Linked DNA regions of Homo sapiens: region 1 is linked to region 2. The links are chromatin contacts, found by Hi-C in ENCODE. All regions are on one chromosome and are shown on one strand. The core of a region is the stretch at or near the end of the contact, and the rest is flanking DNA. Distances in the headings are between cores, read along the strand shown. Region 1 overlaps LOC107984697 (a long non-coding RNA gene). Region 2 overlaps LINC00523 (long intergenic non-protein coding RNA 523).

The links. A loop is a pair of places that touch in the nucleus more often than their neighbours do. Pooled maps may share reads with other maps.
Region 1: a loop to region 2 is called in a map of gastrocnemius medialis, with 4 times the contacts of the local background. The contact joins two enhancer-like sites. A Hi-C loop is called at or near these places in 3 of 168 maps with a recorded cell type or tissue (gastrocnemius medialis, ovary and prostate gland) and 5 of 50 pooled maps.

Annotation. Positions count from the first base shown.
Region 1 is chr14:101,357,539-101,363,275 of GRCh38, forward strand. All of the region lies in intron 2 of LOC107984697 (a long non-coding RNA gene), which reads right to left. Among named protein-coding and RNA genes, the nearest start is that of LINC00524, 48 kb to the right of the region's middle. Within about 2 kb of position 2,898, at least 18 of the 41 ENCODE cell types and tissues checked have a DNase peak (open chromatin) inside an H3K27ac peak, as active enhancers do.
Region 2 is chr14:100,658,846-100,663,798 of GRCh38, forward strand. All of the region lies in intron 1 of LINC00523 (long intergenic non-protein coding RNA 523), which reads left to right. Among named protein-coding and RNA genes, the nearest start is that of LINC00523, 4.1 kb to the left of the region's middle. RefSeq lists an enhancer at 1,677-2,876. Within about 2 kb of position 2,191, at least 3 of the 41 ENCODE cell types and tissues checked have a DNase peak (open chromatin) inside an H3K27ac peak, as active enhancers do.

The DNA of each region.
Region 1 (5,737 bases), core at 1,648-4,147, 700 kb after region 2:
CCATGGACAAGATCCCTGGAATACAACAGGAGAGGTCAGACCATCCTCAACACAGATTACACCACCGCAGGCCAATTCACACAGAATGAGCACAGGCCTTCCTTCAGATGACCAGTGGCGGTGCTATCGTTAGCTTTGCTGCTTAACAAACCTCTTCAACATCCAGCAGCTTAAAATGATGTCCACTTTAAGAAGCCCACAATTGTGTGGGTCAGCTGGACTGTTCTGGTCTGGGCCAGCTTGGCTGATCTCCACTGGGTGCTCTCAAATGTCTGTGGTCAGTTGGTGGGCTGATGGCTGCTGAATGATAGATTAGACCCTCCCTCTTATGCTGGCATTTGGCTGGGGAGCCTCAGCTGGGAGGTCTGGTATCTGCTCCACATGTTCTGTCATCCCTCAGTGAAGCTAGCCTGCATCCACAGAGCAGCTGGGAGGGCTGGTCTCTGCTCCACGTGGTCTCTCATCCCCCGGTGAAGCTAGCCTGCATCCACAGAGCAGCTGGGAGGGCTGGTCTCTGCTCCACGTGGTCTCTCATCCCCCGGTGAAGCTAGCCTGCATCCACCGAGCAGCTGGGAGGGCTGGTCTCTGCTCCACGTGGTCTCTCATCCCCCGGTGAAGCTAGCCTGCATCCACAGAGCAGCTGGATGGAGAACCTGAAAGGCACCTGGAGACCTGGGCTCAAAATACCCCAGCCTCATTCTGTTGATCAGAACAAGTCACAGACCCATCAGAGTCAAGGGTGGAGGAAATAGACTCCACTTCCTGAAGGGAGGGGCTGCAGAGAAGTTGTGGCCGTGCTCCAGTGCATGCTAAGCCCCAGGTGCCCGGTTCTCTGAAGCCTGATTAACCCCCACTTTATCCCTATGTCCTACCACCCTTCTCACCTCTGGGGTGAGCTCGAAAGGGGGTGAGACGCAGGGAGGTCAGGGTGTCCATGTCACATGACACTTAGTAGAGCAATATAGCTGAATATATCATGGCTTGCCAAAATATCCCCATGTCTAAACAGCTGCATTAAAGGAACCACATCAAAATATCTTCCCTGGTTTTTGGTGTGGTTCCAGATTTCTTTTTGTTTCAGAACTAAATAGGCCTCCCACACTTTCTTCTATCTGGGTCTGGTAACTCCTCCTCTTGGTAGCTAACGGCAAGGCCTCTGGACATTCAACTGGGTTGGGAGTGGCAGGGGGCTCCATGCAGGTAGGAGAAATCAAGTAGGCAAAGAAAGATACAGGAGCAGCAAGAGCCTCTATCCAGAGTGGTCAGAAGGTGCAGACTTCTTGCCCAGAAAGGTGAGTCGGGGCTTCATGGTGAAGGGCCTGAGCCTGTGAGGGTAGACAGAGGGACTGGACACCAGTGGAACAGGGATTCCTGGAAGAACGCAGCATGCCACGGCCAGGGCTGAGCTTGGGAAGAGTCAGCAGCAGCACATGCAGGCAGAGGCAGTTCAGAGAGATCAGAGGCAGAAACGAGCCGTTAGGAGGCTGTGGACGTGGCCCAGGTAACGGAGACTTGAGCAGGGATGGTGATGAGACGTCACAGAAGTAGAACTGACACAGTTCGAAGACTGATTAGACGTGAGAGGGAAGAAGGCAGTGAATGAGGAGGGAAAGGGAAGGATGACAGAGAAGGCAATGGCCCCAAGCCCATTCGAGGGGGCCAGGAAAAGACAGTTCCGCAGAGAAGAGAACAAGAGATGGGACGTTCCGCTCAAAGTTCTAAGACATCGGAGCATGGGACGCTGCAGCAGTGGGGTAGGGTTGGGGCCATGGAGGGAGGCCCCTCAGGCAGAGGGATCAGGAGGAGCAGCAGGGCCCTGCCCCATCTGTAACCTGGCCAGCCCTGTGGTCAGCTGTGACACTGAGGGTCTAAAGCCCAATTTTCAAGATTAAGCAATAACTGTTCTTCCTCCTAGGACATGAAAACCTGTCCAAGAACCAGGCCCGGTTCCTTGCCTGCTCTCCCCAGCACTTGGAGGGCTCCACGGTTGGCCGCAGCTGTATCACTCACAGCAGATTTTACAAGCCTGTCCTTCTGCCAGGGCCCTTTCAGAAGTGAAAATAGCTGGAATCAGCCTGCTTTCCCTAAACCATGAAAACATCTCACTGTACCTCAAGCTGCGACTTAGTGCTGTGTCAGCCCACACCCCAGCACACTTCCTGGAGGAACCCGTCCGAGCAACCTCAGGAGGGTGCACTGAGGACCCGTTCTGCACACGTTTAAACGCAGGGTCGGATTTTAAACAGGATATCCAGCCGGAGACGAAGGTAACTGTTGTCTTGGTCACTGCTAAGAAGCACCTGATCGTGCAAGACATACCGCTCATGAGAAAGAAATGTTTTCAACTCTTTGTGGCACCCTGCTGGGACAGGCTCTGCCTGGTCATTCCATCCCAGGGGTGATTAACCATCCCAGTGTTAGGGCCTGGGACTTTGCTAATGTGCTTTCAGGTCAACCACAAACATATTTCTAAGATTTCTTAGCTAATGGTGCATTTGCGAGGTCATTCCAGGCTAAGACCAGGAGGATTAAAAGATCTGATTCCTTCCTGAGGCTCTTAGTTGTAAAGGACCAAAGAAGCCGTAAAACAAAGATTTATTCAGTTTCAGCCGGCCAGTTCAATGGCGCAGCCCCGTAAGACCAGGAAAAAAGAAACATCTGGCCAGAAAAGTACACTTGTTTACAAAAAAAAAAAAAAAAAAAAAAGGCTTTAAGACTCTTCTCCAGCCTCACCAAGTTCTTGGACTAAAATTAGGCTGAAAATTAAAAACAATGTCGAATCTGAAGAGTACAAGGCAAATACAGGCAGGAGAAAGAACATCTTGTTTCTTCCTTATCCAGCTGCCTCTGGCTGGGGGTCCCCCGAGCACCCCGGGGAGCCGCCCTGCCCTGGTAGGTAGCCCCCTCGGGGACCGCACAGCTGTGGTGCTCCCTGAACAGGTGACGGATGTGGCCTCTGCTCCAAGACCAAACCCTTTTGTGGGGGAGGGTGTTTTCTGCAGAGGATACTCAGAGAAGGGAGAGGGCCGTGTTTGGCTGCTCCTGATGATAAAACGCCACTCTCCAGAGCTCAATGTAAACAGCGGTAGTGCTGCTGGCACTAAGATACTGAGGCGGCCCGTGCTGGGGGATGGGGTGTTGAGGGACGGGTACATCTTGAGAGGCGTGGATGACAACTGTTTTGTAAGGAAGGAAGCCTGTGCTGGCAGTGAGGCTCTTGGCCTCAGTCGGGAAACTCAACTTCTTTTCCAGGCCTGCTATTGACTCACGGAGGACATGCAGGCCAAGCTCTCCTTGCTCAAGTTCCCCCTCCATCCCCCACCATGTATGCAATGGCAGGCGATGGGAATCACAGGACTCAGCCAGTGCCTTCCGATCTCCCTGGGATGCTAAAGGGATTAATGGGTCAAGGTTGGAAGATGCTTTGAACTTCTTGGCACGGAGCTGCCTCCAGTACAGTAATTAATAAACCTCCCCAAAGAGGTGGATTAGGGTCACAAGTCACCCAGAGGCTCAGGGAATAGAGCCGGCCAGGCTTCGTGGCTGGGTCGCAGGAGCGGATGGGGAAGGACACGGCATCTGAAGTCTGCACCCTGTGTGCAGGCAGCCGTGGTGCCAACAGATGTCCTTGGGTTCCTGGGCTGTGCCTGTTAACAGCCCAGACTTACACCTGTGAAAAAAGCAGAAATGAAATCCTGACCCCAGAGCAGAGCAGAGGCAGCCGCCCGACGTCACCCCAGTTAACGGTGAAGCAACATTCGTGGGAGTTGGAGATGACATTTCTAATGGCAAAGAAGGTGCTGACCAGACGTTTAACCACGAGTAACACTGTCCCTCTGCCGTCTTCAGCGTGGGCCTGGAAATCTTTGACAAACCTTGAGCAATCGGGACCTGGGGGTTCCCACATCCCATCAGAAGGATGACATTTCTGGAAACCTTGTACCGGGGGATACCAAGTGGAGAAGATCATTAACTGGGGCATAAACAAGTCCCTGAAAGTCTCCTCAGCATGTTTTCCTCCTCTGTAGGGTGGTGGGGCTGGACTAAGCGTGGTGCTCCTGAACCACCCAGGCATATGTCGCTTACCCCTCTCCATGGTGGCAGCGCCTGCTTGTGGACGGTGACCTTTCTGCTGTCCTCCAGAGCCTGCAAAGCTGTTGGGAACTTGTAAGTCCTGATACCTTGCTGGCCTTGAGGAGGTCAGCCATCACAGATAAGCAGAATGAGGCATGACGTGAGCCGGGCTTGTCTGTGACTAGGTCCACACGGTGCTCCAAGACTGTTCCTGCCCACACATTTCCAGCGCTTCCACGTTTTTCCCAGGGCATCTCAAAATTCCACTCCTGTGCCACCGTTCATTCAGGCAGGGACACAGAAGCTGTACTCCCTCCACCTGAGGCTGTCTAACCATGGGCTGGCCTGGCAACTGGCACCTGGGACCTGATGCTGTGCTCTCTGCACCCTGGTTTGCACCGAACACATCTATCCAGCGAGTCTTGGGCTTTGGTTCCTCAGGGAGCCTTTTCAGATGAACCTCAGCCACGGTCTCATCGACAAATCCCTCCTAAAACCCTCTACCGTTACAAAAGGGGCTACTCCAAAAGGGGCTGTGGCCTTTGGTCCACAAAGTTCATGCCCACCCATAAGGCATACCCAGCATGCAACTCCCCCTCCTCACGGCCACCCCATCCATGGCTCTGAGAGGTTCCTCGCCCTGCCCCAACCAAAATGTGTTCACATGCATAGAAAGAGCATCCAACGAGGATTTCTGATTTGTCCTAAATATCTGGGTGTGTCCTGCCCCCTTATGATATTACAGTCGGTGGGTGCTACCCTTCAGCTGCATCTGGGGGCACAGGCATCACTAAGGTTGGGGTCTCACTGCACACTCTATGCACATCAGCACCAAGTTTGGCCCATTAATCCCCCACACCCTGTGAGGTAGACATCATCACCCCCATCTAACTTAGGGACCCTGAGGCTCAGAAAAGCTACCCAAAGTCTCCCAGCCATACATGTCCAGAGTCTGGACATGAACCCCTCCTTATAACCCGAGGGCACACCCTTGCCACCGGCCACCTTCTCCCCGACCTGCCAGTGAGATGGCAATGTCTGCCCCTCAGGTTCCTCCAGCAGGCCCACAGTGCTCACTCCACCCCTCACATCCTGACCACTGCCTTGGCCTCCCGCGGCCTCCACTCTGCTCCGCACTCACACACGCAACCCCGCTGACCCTCGGCACCCCATCTCCTCCTGAGACTCACATATTAGCTTCTCACAGGACGGCTCCTGTGGTTGCTCCTCATGACCTCATGTGTCCCACATCCAGGCCTGGGGCACTCACCAGCTCCTGTAGCCTCCATCTCTGGGCAGGACGGTGCCATCTGCCTGGTCACCAGAACTTGCTACCTCGGTGCCACCTTTCCCTACCCACTTCTCCCAGCCCACCCCATCCGCCATGTCCACACCCATGTGATCTCCAAGCCTGCCCCCTCTGCCTCTTACCATCCCCAATCCGTCTTCTCCTTTCCATCCCAGCTTCTCACAGGAATGACCATTTCCCGCTCCCCTACCCTGCCCCCAGGCCAGTGCCAGAGCAGTCCATCTCAAATGCTGTATCTGCATCCTCTAGTAGGCACCCGACCCAGGACCAGGAGCACAGCAGTTGGCCAGCACTGAATGAATGAGGGCATCTGCTGAGTGAATCACCACGTTTTCTCCTCCCAACACCCAGTGG
Region 2 (4,953 bases), core at 941-3,440:
CCTGAGCTAAGTCCAGTTGTCATGGATTTTCCTTTGTTTATTCCATCTTGGGGTCAGACCTAGCCCAGTGCTGGCCAACCCAGCAGTTGTGCTAGCCCAGGACATATACGGGAGGTCTCATGTGTGGCCCGAGCCCACCCTGTCTCGGTCCAGGACTAGGAGGCTGAGGGTCTGGCTGGGGGCAGCATCCCTGGACAGTGGGTGTGGCCAGGGGGGCTCCTTGCCGGGGGATATGCCACAGAGCCCCGCTTCACCACTCAGGGCTGTCCCCGTCCAGTTGCAGGGGACCTGCAAAGTTTGCTCCCCCATGGGGACCTGCAAAGTTTGATGGGTCTGTGTGGGAGTCACTTGGCAAAAAGGGGACTGGCTCCTGCGAGAATTCCCAAGAGGATTCGAAATCCCTGGAGCTTGCCAGACTTCTGCTAGCTGGGGCCAGGGCACTGCCGTGACTCCTCAGTTCTCCCGCTAGGGAGATGGGGCTAAAAGTCTTGCTCTGCCCACCGCAGGGTCTTCTTGGGAGAATAAAACGAGGCCAAGCGTCTCCAGAAAGCTTGGGGCTTCTGCGATCAGGGGGTTGGGATGGAGGCCCCACAGAGCCAGTATCAGCAGAGCAGGGCAATAACCCACATTTCATAATCCTTGAACTTGGACAAACAGACACTGGGTCCCATGTCAGCAGGCCTAAGGCCGGAAGGGTGGCTCGCCACCTTCTGAAGACAGGGATCAGAGGCCCAGACAGGGATTCCGGGGCCTTGGGGCCCCAGCACCATGCCCGAGCTCCACGTGAGAAGATGAGCTCAGGCCTCCGCTCCCTCTAAGCTGGTGGGTGGGAATTTGGGATGGGATTTGTGCGAGGTGAGGAAAATTGTTTCTAGTTTCCTCCTTATGGGGCCTGAGCTGGGCCCCTGTGTCTACCACTGGGGCAGGCCTGGGCCCAGCTGTGGATAGCTGCCATGCCGGCCACTTCACCTCTGGCTCTGCCAAGCCTTGTCCCCGTGGGGCCGCCCTCCACCCCGGCTCTACTGTGCCAGAAAGGAGGCCCCAGAGGCCAGGAGGCACCTGGTCAGCCCACACCTACACCGGCCAAGTAGCAGGTGGACTTTTCACGTGGGAAGCCAGACCAAATCTCTGGGCTCCATTTTCCTGCTAAAGGGAAACAGAAAACCTGGAACCCATCAGTTGTCATTGGGGATGGAGGGGACAGAAGGGACAGGGCCACCTCAATCCTGTCCCTCGAGACCTGAGACAAAGATGTACAAGGTGTGGAGCAGGCAGCGGGACCAGGTTCACTCCCAGAAACCTGGGCTTGGTGAACTAGGGGAGCCTGAGGCTTCGGGGTAACCGGAGAGAACGAGAGAGCTTCCGCACAGTGAGGCTCGCGGCAAGTGCGCAGTAAATGTTAGCCCTGTGGCTGCCCTCCCCGGGACTCAGTTGACCCGTCTCGTCAAACAAAGAAGTCACTCAGAGCATTGGTTCACCCAGGTCCAGGGTGCTGAGAGGGCTGTTCTAGGGGTCTCTGGGTCCCCCATGCCTCCCTTCAACCAGGGAAACTCCCTGAAAATCTATTCTACATTTTGGGCTTCTGGATAAGAATTCACGGGAATAAAGGATCCCACAACTAAAATACATTTTGTAAAAAGGCTGGTTTGGAGACGCATGTGCATACAAAGGGCAGCCCGCAGCCCTCCTGCTCCAAGTCTGTTGGCGGAACTTAAGCCCAGGCAGCCTGTGTGCAAGGGGAGGGCAGCCTGGCTCTGTAGGAGATGGCTGGTTTCAGGGTGGCCTTGACCTTACTATCACGGAGTTCAGTGACCTCTTTGCAGACCTGCTCTGGGCTCAGCTGGGATTCCAGGGACTATCAGCAATTGGAGGGGAGTGTCCCTCCCCACTGAGAGAGGTGGAGAAGGACAGGAGCAGACAGCCCTGCAAATGACTCATCCCTGCCCTCCGTGCCTCAGTGCCCTCATCTGTGAAATGGGTATAATAGGAGTGTCCCTCTTCATAGCGTTGCATGGATGAAATGAGATAATGCATCTAGAGCTCTTAGTGTGGGCGGCCTGGCATGTAGTAAGTGATCAATTAATGGTGGCATGAGTCACTGTTACTCATATTATTATTCATATCGCAGTGCCCTTCGGCTTCTTCAAGAATGTATACTGAGCTGGCCTCACTCCAGAGTTGTTTACTTGTGCTTGTCTTCACAAGGTAATTGAGAAGAGGCCAAAGAGAGCAAGGGCCAGCCCTCCGGCCGCCTGCTTCCCAGGCCGGACTGTTTCCTTCTCCAGGGCCACCTCTGCAAACTCTTCAAAAGAAGCAAGGTCATACTCCCTAGTCTAAGCAAAGGAGGAAACCAAAGGCAGCTTTGATATGTCAGCTTAGGGAACAAGCTGACGGCACGGATCACAAGCGCTGGGTTCTGCCTGAGCAAATGGCTCTAAATGACGTACTTCAGGCTCTCCTCTTAATGTGCTGGGTGTTTATGATTTTTTAAGAAGTGCCTCATCAAAAAAAATGCAATAATGATGCTCCTAACTTAACAGCAGCACTTTAGAAGAGATGAATTATTCACATCAGAGATGAAACAGGGACTCTACAAACTGGGCCAGCTGAAGCAGTCCCTTTCCCGGGAACTATTTTTATCTTTTTTTTACAGTCTTTCATCTTGGGAGACACGCGGTTCGCAATGTACGGGGAGCCCATTGCTTGGAGCCCAAGCTGGCAGGATGTCAAACCTGAAGTACTAGGCGTCTTGGAGCTTCTGCCTGGAGTACGAAATCCGAGGAAACTGAAGTGTGGAAAACGGGGCAGTAGCAATGTGAATGAGGATGATTGAGGGGTGCTGGGGACTCCCTGTTTCTTAACCTTGGAGGGCTCTCAGAGGCATGCTTCTCCATCGTCGACCCAGGGCACCATGGAGCTATCTTGCCCTTTCTTTTCCTGACATCCAATGATTCCCCACCTAATAGTGCATGGAGCTCTTGGGAAAGAGTGTATAGATTCTATATGGTGTGCATGGAGCAGCTGGCCCTGAGGAAGGAAGGGATTTCATTATTGCAAGGCTCAGGGGCAAGTGTGGACTAGCAGGGTCCCAAACTCTACAGGCCTTGACAGTCCAACATTGTCACACTCAACACTCGCCCATTTGCTTTAAAAAGCACCCTAGACCTGCACTCTCTGATATAGCAGCCATGAGCCACATGGGTACTGAACACTTGAAATGCAGTTTGACCAAATCGAAAGGTGCTGTGAGTGCAAGCAGCATACGGGACTTCAGAGACTTAGTACAAAAGGAGAATGTAAACGATCTCGTGAAGATTTCTACATCGATTACACATTGAGATGATAATATTTTGAATACATTGGGTTAAATAAAATATATTGTTAAAATTAATTTCACCTGGTTAAGAGCCAGGTGAAATTTACTTTTCAAAACATGTTGCTAGAAATTGTGAAATTACTTATGTGGCTCACTTTACATTTTTTTTTTTTTTTTTTTGCCCAGGCTGAATGGAGTGCAGTGGCGTGATCTCGGCTCACTGCAACCTCCGCCTCCAAGGTTCAAGCGATTCTTCTGCCTCAGCCTCCTGAGTCGCTGGGATTCTAGGCACATGCCACCACACCCGGCTAATTTTTGTATTTTTGGTAGAGACAGGGTTTCGCCATGTTGGCCAGGCTGGTCTCGAACTCTTGACCTCAGGTGATCTTCCCACCTCGGCCTCCCAAAGCGCTGGGATTACAGGTGTGAGCCACTGCACCCGGCCTCACTTTACATTTTTATTGGACAGCACTGCTCTAGAAAGGGAGCTAGGAAGATAGTAAGTAGTGGCTGACTCTTGGTGGTGGAATTACAAAAGCCTTTCCCCCCTCCTTTTTTAAAAATAATTTTTCTGTGTTTTTTAAGCTTTGCAGAAATGCCACAACTAGCCATTCTTGCTTTATATCTGCAAAGGCACATCTATTATTATTTTTAATGACTCTCAGAGCTTGTTGGGAAATGGGACTGAGTTAAGCAGCTTCCTGGAAGGATCAGTGTCAGCAACCATGCTGTGGGGAGAGTCAGGGAACAGCAAGAGTGTCGGGGGCTTTGAGGACTCCAGAGATTTGAACTGGGCTCAGGGTTCAAGAGCTCAGGTAGGAACCAGAACCCCAGTGAGGGGTGATGGGGAAGCTTATTAGTGAGACACAGGAAGTGGCTCCAGTGATGGCTTCATGGCTTTGGCCTGGTGGGGCCTCTTCCGGTGTACACAGCAGGAAGCTGTGCTCTTCCTGATGGACGTCAGCTCCTATCTCTCCTGGGGAGTGGAGGCTGCTCTGGAGTGGGGCCAAGATCGGGAGGCCCAGGAGAGAAAAGGGCCTGCAATCTACCTCCCAGTCAACAAGATGCTATAATAAAAACATAGCCAACTGTCACTCAGCGTTTATTACGGTGCCAGGTGCTGCTTCACATACTTTCCATATTTTAACTCATCTATTCCTGAATTGCAATCTATGAGATAGGAACTATTATTGTCCCCATTTCACAGATGAGGAAACAGGTGCAGAACCGTGGAGTAACCTGCGCAGGGTCTCCAGTAGAAAAACAGGCCCTTGGTCAGATGAATTTACCCACTTCGGCCACCAGGGGCGCTGTTGGCACAGCTTGAACTCGAGACCAGCGCTGTCCAACGGAAACCGAACGTAAGCCACATTTCTAAAAAGTACACAAGAAAAGTGAAATTAGTGTTATATTTTCTTTAACTCGGTATATCCAAAATAGTATCATCTTGGCATGTAATCAACACGACATTTATTAGATACTTTACTTTTTTTTTGTTAGACTGTGTCTCGAAATCCAACATGCTGTTTGTACTTAAATGCACTTTAGATGTGAGTTCCATTTTAGGCACCCCGTAACGATATGTGGCTCGTGGCTGCTGCATTGAACAGTTCAGCCACTAAAATCAAAGAACTAGC